2 separate regions of the Homo sapiens genome follow, and region 1 is linked to region 2. A link is a contact called in ENCODE Hi-C or POLR2A ChIA-PET data. All regions are on one chromosome and are shown on one strand. The core of a region is the stretch at or near the end of the contact, and the rest is flanking DNA. Distances in the headings are between cores, read along the strand shown. Region 1 holds the start of SRSF4 (serine and arginine rich splicing factor 4). Region 2 holds the start of PEF1-AS1 (PEF1 and COL16A1 antisense RNA 1).

Region 1 (4,444 bases), core at 1,257-3,756, 2.5 Mb after region 2:
CAGGAGTTTGAGACCAGCCTGGCCAACATGGTGAAACCCAGTCTCTATTAAAGATACAAAAAAATTAGCCAGGCGTGGTGGCACATGCCTGTAATCCCAGCTACTTGGGAGGCTGAGGCAGGAGAATTGCTTGAACCTGGAGGCAGAGACTGCAGTGAGCCAAGATAGTGCCACTACACTCCATCTTGGGCAACAGACCAAGACTCCATCTCAAAAAAAAAAAAAAAAAGCCGGGTACAGTGGCTCACGCCTGTAGTCCCAGCACTCTGGGAGGCCGAGGCAGGCAGATCACGAGGTCAGGAGATCAAGACCAGCCTGGCCAACATAGTGAAACCCCTTCTCTACTAAAATACAAAAAAATTAGCCGGGCGTGGTGGCAGGTGCCTGTAATCCCAGCTACTCTAGAGGCTGAGGAAGGAGAACGCTTGAACCCAGAAGGCGTAGGTTGCAGTGAGCTGAGATCGCACCGCTGCACTGCAGCCTGGGCGACAGTGCGAGACTCAGTCTCAAAAAAAAAAAAAAAAAGTAGAATAAATAAAAATTTAAAAATAAAATCCAGAATCAAAGAAAAATAAAGGATGGATAAATTGATCCCATAAATATCTAATGTTTTTGCATGGCTAAAAAACACTCTTGGCAAAGTCAAAAGTCAACAAATGGAAAAAATATTTGCAACTCATTTGACAAAGAGCTGATTTTCCTAATATATAGTGAGCACCTATGAATAAGAAAAATGGGTAAAGGATATACACAGACAGAAATAGGAAAATATATCTCAAACATATGAAGAAAGACTCATATCTCTGCAAAATATGATATTTGCAAATTAAACCACTTGGAGATAACATTTTTCACCTCTCAGATTGGCAAAGATCAAAAAGTTTGATAACACGGTGTTGATGAGGATATGAGGAAACAGCCACTTAAGGGGAATTGAGCAATAACTTATCAAAACTCTGACCCAAATATCCTATTTCTAGGAATAGATGATATATATAGAGAGAGAGAGAAAGAGAGAGAGAGAAATGCAAAGTTACTGCAGCAGTGTAATAACAAAAGGTTGGAACTTATTTCAATGTCCTTCACCAGGGCACTGGCTAAATAAATTACTGTGTATAAAATGGTATGAACCATAAAACTAGTCCTTTTATACTCTTAAGGAATGATTTTCAAAATATATTTTGTGTAGAACCATATGTATAGTATCCTACTATTTGTTTTATAAGGGTAAATTAACCTCCTAAAGGACATTTCAGAAACTGCCTCTGGGAAGAGAAACTAAGTGGCTGGTGGACAGCGAAGACTTTTCACTGTGTATCATTTGAACCTTGAGTTATCCTTTCAAAATATTCAAAAAACAAAAACAAGCAAAGAAACAAAACCCTTTATGGTTCTAGGTACATGGCGTTAGTGAGAAGGGAACCAATATTTATTGAGCTCTTACCATGTTTCAGACACTGTTCCAAGTACTTTCACATACACTACCCCATTTAGTGACCTGTGTAATCCTTGAGATGGGTATACATTATTCTAATTTTACAGGTTAGAAAATAGACTGGATAGGCCAGGCGCAGTGGCTCACGCCTGTAATCCCAGCACTTTGGGAGGCCAAGGCGGGCGGATCACCTGAGGTCTGGAGTTTGAGACCTGCCTGGCCAATATGGTGAAACTTCCTCTCTCCTAAAAATACAAAAATTAGCCGGGCGTGGGGGCGGGCGCCTGTAGTCCCAGCTACTCTGGAGGCTGAGGCAGGAGAATCGCTTGAACCCGGGAGGCGGAGGTTGCAGTGAGCTGAGGTCGCGCCACTGCACTCCAGCCTGGGCGACCGAGCGAAACTCGTCTCAAAAAAAAAAAAATAGGTTGGATTGTGGTCAAGTAATTTACTCGGCGTCATGCCTAGTCTAGCTCCAAAGCTCCAGCCTTCTCCGCTTCTCACACTGCTTCTATTTAAGCAGTGTCCTCTTAAAAATAATACTGGTCTCATTTATTGGGCACTTGATATGACAAAACTACTAAGTGCTTTATGTACGTATTCTCATATAATTCTCAAGACAACTCTGGAAGGTAGGAACTACTCTCCCCCTTTTACAGAAAAGATAAAGGAGGGTCCGAGACATCGCGCGTAACAAGCCCAAGGTCACGGGTACACAATCGTTTGGAAGCTAGGTTTGATTCCAAAGCTCCAGCTCCGAAATCCAAACCACACCCGGTTCAAAGGACAAAAGCACAAACGCTCGCTCGCTGGGCTCTAGGAGGTGCGGACACTTCCGGGGGAGGGGCGAAGCCAGCTGGCTGCGGAAGGCGGTGCAGGAACCCCTTTGGCGAGCTCGCGCGAGGACGTGCCGCAGCGCCGCCTGTCGATCACCTTGCCCCGCCGCACGTCGGCGCGCCCCCGGGCAAGCTCCTCCCCCAGTCCTGGCCGAGCGGGAAGCGAACGCGCGCTCTCTCCGGTTACCTTCCGCCTCGGGGAAGGGCGGGGGAAGTGGAAGCGCGCGCTCGCGAGCTGCGTGCTCGCGTACGTCGCCGGGGTTCGGCTGCGTCCGTCCCGCCGCCCGCCCGTTGCCGCCGCCGCCGCTGCCGCCGTGCTCTCGCTTTGCCCGCCGCCGCCTAAGGGGGGCTGGGGCCGGGGCCAGCCATCACTGCCGTTGCCGGGATGCCGCGGGTGTACATCGGCCGCCTGAGCTACCAGGCCCGGGAGCGCGATGTGGAGCGCTTCTTTAAGGGCTACGGGAAGATCCTGGAGGTGGATCTGAAGAACGGGTGAGGAGGGCGAAAGAGGGTCCGGCCGGGCGGGGACAGACCCCATAGGTGGTGGGGAGGCCGCGGGGACGGGAGAGGGACGCCTGGTCCGCGCGGAGCGGCTACCGGCCTGGCCAGGCTCCGCCATAGTGGCGGCGCCTCGGGGGCGCGGGTAGGCCCCGGTTCCCACTGCGCCTGCGCGGGTGGGGGTGGTGGAGGCATAATGGGAGCTGTGCTGAGGCCCTGAGTGGGACGGGGAGAAGGAAAGCCCGAGTGGGGCTGGTGCTCCGGGCAGGGGGGCACAGCTCCAGGGCGCCCGGGAGACCTGGGTTTTCCCTTCCTAGGCCCGGAACTGGGGCCCTATTCGTTTCTGGGTAGACACCAACCTTTCCCGCTCTGAGGACTACTGGAAATAAACAGGATTTCCTGCTCCCTTTCACCTCTTGCCCGGTCTCATGGATCAGACGGTCACAGCGCCGTCTTCCCCGAGGACTGGAGCCTTGGAGGGAGGCCCTTTTTAGCCGTGTGCCACGCTTTTTTGGGCGGGAGACTCCAGTTTGAGTAGTCTAGTGACAGTTTCGAAAGTATCGTCTTGCCGTGCTGAAAGCCTTCACCGTTCCCTCTGCAAGAGTAAATTAAAGTCTTAACTTCTTATCTTTAAGACTCCGTGCAGAGTTTCCACGCTGTGGTTTCCGTTTTCCAACTTACCGAAAAATTGCTTGGCCGTTGTAGAATTTGTTAGGAGAATAGTGGCCACCCTGGCTAGTATCTGCGTCTGGTTAACGCAGACGGAGACGAAATTGTTAACTTACTGCCTCCCCCAGAGTATGATCTATTACTTGTATTCTTAATCTACTTCGGCAAAAATAGTGCCAGCATGAGCTACAGGTTTTAGGGAAAACTGTTGAGGAATCAGGCCTGGAGAAAATACTCAACGGGGAAAACTGGGAACCAGATGTTAGGTAGGGCTTGGAAGGCATGGATATAAAATTAAAAGGACTGGGGTGACATTTTAGGGCACTAAACCTTGGGTGTTAGAGAACTCTTGGCTTAAAAAAGAAACTCTACTTTGCAACAGTTGTAATATAGCTACCGTTTACTCCCCAGGGTTATACTAGTAACTGACACCTGAAACATTTTGAAAGTTACCTAAGTATGTTTCACGTATGAGAAAACTGGTAGCTACCGTATTCTCAAATGATGATTTGGGTTTAAAAAGCCATTTCAAATTAATTATTAGAATCGTTTTCTTTCTGAGGACGTCTTTAGTAAAGTACTGATTTCTTTTACAGTAAAAGGCTTTAAAAACTACTCCTTTTCTACAGTAAAACGTTCAGTTCTTAAGGATATATTGAAGTGGCGGGTAGACGTTATTGTATACATACCATATATGTGAAAGTTGAAACTCCAGTTTTTTTCAGAGCCCAGCTAAATTGACAGCATAACTAACTTTTGTGGACAAAGTGTGGATTTTGAAGCCAGCCAGGCCTAAGTCAAATCCTGGTTCCACCACTTACTACGTATGGGCAAGTTACTTCTCTGAACCTGGTTGTTCATTCATGTGGAAAAGGAAGATTAGAGATAATAAATGTAAAGCATTTGGCTTAGGCAGTAAGTGGCAGCTATAATCAGAGGGATGAGGAAACATCTTTGCTTGTTGGTGTTTGATAACATAAAGCGTGTTTGGTGAGGTCTTTTCTAATGT
Region 2 (4,520 bases), core at 828-3,327:
CTATGTAACAAACCACATCCTGCTCATATACCCCTGATCTTAAAAGTTGGAAATTAAAAACAAACAAACAAAAAACCTGCCTAAGGTGATACAGTTAGAAAGTGATAAAACAAAGATCCTCCCTCCAAAGCAGAAGTGCTGAATGGTGGAACTGAGCACAGAAATACAGAGTAGCAGAAGGGGCCGTAAGATTGGAAAGTTGAGGCTGGGCCAGATTCTGAAGGGCCTGGAGTACCAGAATGAAGAGATTGGGCCTTATTTTGTAGGCGTGGATGAAGAGCATCCATTGTAGGCTGTGTAGTGGGCAAGTGGCATGATCAGCACTGTGATTTTGGAAAGTGCACTTGGTTAGATAGATGGACTAGACTGGATAACAGTTCGTAACATTCATTTATTCATTTATTTTAATAATCGTGTCAGTCGCTATACTAGGTACTGGAGTTATAATGACAAGCAAAAACAGACAAAACCCTAGCCCACATGAAAGAACTTGACAAAGAAATCAAATAAGCACACAAATAAGTGTAGAAACGGAACCACTGAGTGGCAAGTACATGGTGCTGAGATCACTCGGTCACCAGGATTTGACCTACGATGGGGACCGACCTAGACCTCCCTGCTGAGAACTGGACATCCATTGACCCCGGTTCTAGGCGACCCACTGTGAGCTAGGGCAAGGCAACTGCCTCTCTGCACCTCAGTTTCCCCATTTATGAAGAAAGAGGCACTAGATAATTCAATTTTCCTCCAACTCTAATGATCTGGGGTTTTTTTCTCCAAAGACCACAGATCTGTATCCCACTACAAGGGTACTAACTGGTACCCAGTACCTTGACATTAGAGGAGTAATTCCGCCATCGCCTCTCCCTACCGGGAAGAGTCGGTCGGTTCCCCGTTGTCAGGGCAACCGCCTGGCCACCGCCCCTCGTCTCCTTTCCCGCGGCTCATCTGCGGAAACTCAGGAGCTACTCCAGCAATTACGTCACTATCATGCGTCCCATTTGCCAGGTTATAACATGGCTACCGCAGCAACACCCCACCCAGGCTTCTCACTAAATTTCCCAACCTGACCACCTCTTCGGCCCACTCCACCTCAGGAAAAGGAGGAACATTAGCGCTGGTACAGCCGCCAAGACTTCCGGAAGCTCCATCAATCACTTAGCTCCCCTGGTCTCTCGGGTAGGCATCCGCCCACCGCCCCCATCGTCACTTCCGTCGGCCGACAGCACCCAAGATTGACAGGCGCGGACGTCCAATCAGATGCGGGCCCAGCCCCAAAGCCGAGACGAGGGGCGGGTTTGAGAGCGGAAAGCCCCACCCCTTGCCTGAGTGTGACGTCAGAATCACCATGGCCAGCTATCCTTACCGGCAGGTGAGTGTGTGAGGGGCCCGCGAATCCAGGTAGCGGCGGTGCCAGGCGCAGGCCCGACGTCCCCCTGCTCTTTCTCCCCGCTTTCTCCGCGCCCTTCCCACGATGGGTTCGCTTCAGCGAGGCCTTGCGCTGTAGAGAACCGAAAAGGGACCGTCGGTCGCGCCCTGCTCACGTCATGAAGGACCGCACATTCGCGAGGTCGTGTCGCGCCCCCTTGACGTCGCTCACTCGAGGATTTGGGGACCTTGGACCCCACAGGTCCAGGCTGGCGCTGGCCTGGGCTCCACAGCCTCCCAAGGCCCTCATGGGGGCCTTGGGCGGGGGCATCAGCCATGACCGGAGGTTTAGAGTTCTGGTTCCGCCGATCTCATTTGGGGCGTCGGATAAAAATCCAGGCTTCCGGACCCACCCCACACTGCATCAGAGTCATCAGGAAACTCTGGTTGTAGCAGGCGCCACAAGTGAGCTGGTTTGACCACTGACTTAGTTCAACACCGCCATTTCGCGTGTAGAAAAGTGAACCCCGAGAAGACACAGAACTTACCTGAAGTCACCAGGCAGTTAGGCAGCAGGGCCGAGGTCAGAACCCGGGCTATCTTCAGATGCCTCTTCCCCAGCGTATCTTGATTCAGTCAGGAATACCGCAGCAAGGTGATTCTGTGGCCAGAATTCTTTGTTGGGTGATAGTAGGGTGTTGAAGTGCACTTTGGTGTCAGAGGTAGGTTCATATCTTAGCTCTACCACCTAAATAGTTGTGAGCCCTTGAGCAAGCTGTTTTGCCTTTCTGAGTCCAAGTTTCCGCCTGTAAAATAGGGCCGAATAATAGGATCTGCCTCATAAAGCTGTTGTGGAGAGTCAGGAGGTGATGCTTACGAAGCGTTTGGTACATAGTGAGGTGTAACATGTGTTGCCCTTTAGCATTTTGATTTTTAGTAGACTTCTAAAAGGCCAGTGCCCGGAGGGTCCTCAAAATAGAGCCCTCATTTTACAGAGGAGGAAATGAAGCCCACAGAGGGCTGCGATCACACAGTTATTTAGGAGATGAAATCCATAAACGAAATGTGGGAAAACAAGATCAATTGGTATATTACACAGTGCTCAACTGAGTTTAGTCACAGGCCAAAAGATGTAACAGTCCTTCCAGGGAGTGCAGTCTTGTGCGGGTTACACAGTGTTTGGACCTCCATTATCCTAATCATGAAGTCCCTATCGGCATGCAGGTATTATTACCCCTAATTAACTGCTGAGGAGCAAACCCAAAGAGGTTAAGTGGCTTCCCAAAAGTCACACGTAGTAAGTGAGGGTGAGGCCATGACCAGAGCTTAGGACTTCTCTTATTGCATCCTTAGAGAGAGGTAGGAAAGAGAGAGGCCAGTGCGGGCTGGAGTTAGGAAGTGTAGCATAGCAGTTGCTTCCTAAAGTCCATTCCATTTGCTGAGTCTTGGGAGGTTTTAATAGATATTGTTAATATAGGAGGATTCTGTAGTTAACTAAAGTTTTGGAAATACTCTTAAGTATAGCTGAATAAGTTTATTGACCACAAGCTATTTCAGAATCCTTAATTTGCTAATGTACATTGTAAATCATCCAGAAAGGAATATAATATGCAGTATTTCTTAAACATATCTAACCATAGAAACTCCGCCTCCCGGCTTTCTTTTCAGATGTCTGGTCACTTTTTTGACTCTAGTATTTCTGAGGAACACAGGCTGAAAAAACATTCATAGCGCCTTGTTTCCCAGTGGCTGGTCTTCTGCCTCAGAATCAGCTGAGAGCTTGTTTAAGAAAGCACACTTTTGGGTCCCACTTCAGACCTGTTCTGTACCCAGGAATCTACATGCTAATAAGCATTAGGGACAATTGGTGTGCATCCTAAAAGCAGTGACAGGTTAGAGAGAACTGTGCTAGAATTCTAGCTGTATTACTTAATAGTTATATACCCCTGGACAAACTAAGGGCTCTGAGCCTCAGCTTCCTCACCTGTATAAAGGGAGAAATAATACCTGTGAAAAGGGCTAAAATGAGGTTAAAATGCAGGGAGCCTGGCGTGTTGCTAGTGCCTAGTACATGCCAGTGTCTGGTGGCAGCTCTTGCTGCCGTGACTGCTCTCATGATGCCATGCTGCCTGGGCTATTCCTGGAGTGAAATACTGAAAAGGAGCACAGAGAGAAGAGTCTGGAATAGAAAAAGAAATGTTGTTTTTTTTTCCTACCATACCCTTGTCCGCCTCCTGGTCTCAGGTGTTCTAAGAAAGGAAACGAGTTGTTTTAAAGCATCTCAGTCAGTGCTGCCTCCCCTCCACCCACTACATAGCTTTGGAGGATTCCAGCCTATTGTTAGGAGTCAGAATTCCTGTAATTTTCCACTGCTTCCAGTCCAGGGTACCCAAGCAGGGACTGGGTATTGGAGTAGTAAAATTCAAGCACCCTTTGGTCCTATGGGGGAACGAGCTTGGTGGATTTCAGTGCTTAAGAGCTTAGTTTTTGAGGCCAGAGAGAGTTGATTTCAAATCCCTGCTTTGTCACTCCCTTGCAGAAGTTTGTTGCAAAAGTCTGAGACTCAGTTTTCCCTTTTTTGAAAAAAATTTTTTATTTATTTGTTTATTTTTAAGACAGAGTCTTGCTCTGTCGCCCAGGCTGGAGTGCAATGGCACAATCTTGGCTCACTGCAACCTCCGTCTCCCGGGTTCAAGCAGTTCTCCTGCCTCAGCCTCCCAAGTAGCTGGAATTACAGGCGCACGCCACCACACCTGGCTAATTTTTTGTATTTTTAGTAGAGACGGGGTTTCGCCATGTTGGCCAGGCTGGTCTCAAACTCCTAACCTCAGGTGATCCACCTGCCTCAGCCTCCCACAGTGTTGGGATTACAGGCGTGAGCCACCACGCCTGGACTAGTTTTCCCTTCTTTAGAATGGGGTCATAATAGTATCTACCTCAGAATTACTCTAAAGATTAAATGAGAAAATCCACGTAAAGTGCTAGGTATGGTGTTGGGCATGTAGAATACTCCAAGTGGAGGAGTAATGCAGTTATGCAGATTGAAGAGGCAATGTGATAAGTATTCAATGGGAGTAAGTGTAAGGTACAGCACGGGAGAGTGAGATACCTAACTCAGTCTAGGGGTGCATTTTTAAAAGAGGTGATATTTA

The links. A loop is a pair of places that touch in the nucleus more often than their neighbours do. ChIA-PET counts read pairs that join two places held with the same protein, here RNA polymerase II (POLR2A). Pooled maps may share reads with other maps.
Region 1: a loop to region 2 is called in a pooled map, with 19 times the contacts of the local background. The contact joins the promoter of SRSF4 here to the promoter of PEF1-AS1 in region 2. A Hi-C loop is called at or near these places in 8 of 50 pooled maps. POLR2A ChIA-PET finds 5 or more read pairs at or near these places in 2 of 52 experiments (CD4-positive, alpha-beta memory T cell and Caco-2).

The regions. Positions count from the first base shown.
Region 1 is chr1:29,179,962-29,184,405 of GRCh38, reverse strand. It overlaps SRSF4 (serine and arginine rich splicing factor 4), which reads left to right and starts at 2,506. Exons shown (of 6, transcript NM_005626.5): 1 at 2,506-2,760. The coding sequence starts at 2,654. It also overlaps a transcript of MECR not described here. RefSeq lists enhancers at 1,178-1,815, 2,158-2,387, 1,816-2,453 and silencers at 2,458-2,667, 2,718-2,907.
Region 2 is chr1:31,641,693-31,646,212 of GRCh38, reverse strand. PEF1-AS1 (PEF1 and COL16A1 antisense RNA 1) reads right to left here and starts at 2,077. Exons shown (of 6, transcript NR_184313.1): 1 at 1,917-2,077; 2 at 1,367-1,501. PEF1 (penta-EF-hand domain containing 1) reads left to right here and starts at 1,337. Exons shown (of 5, transcript NM_012392.4): 1 at 1,337-1,372. The coding sequence starts at 1,349. RefSeq lists enhancers at 868-1,207, 1,448-1,517, 837-1,607.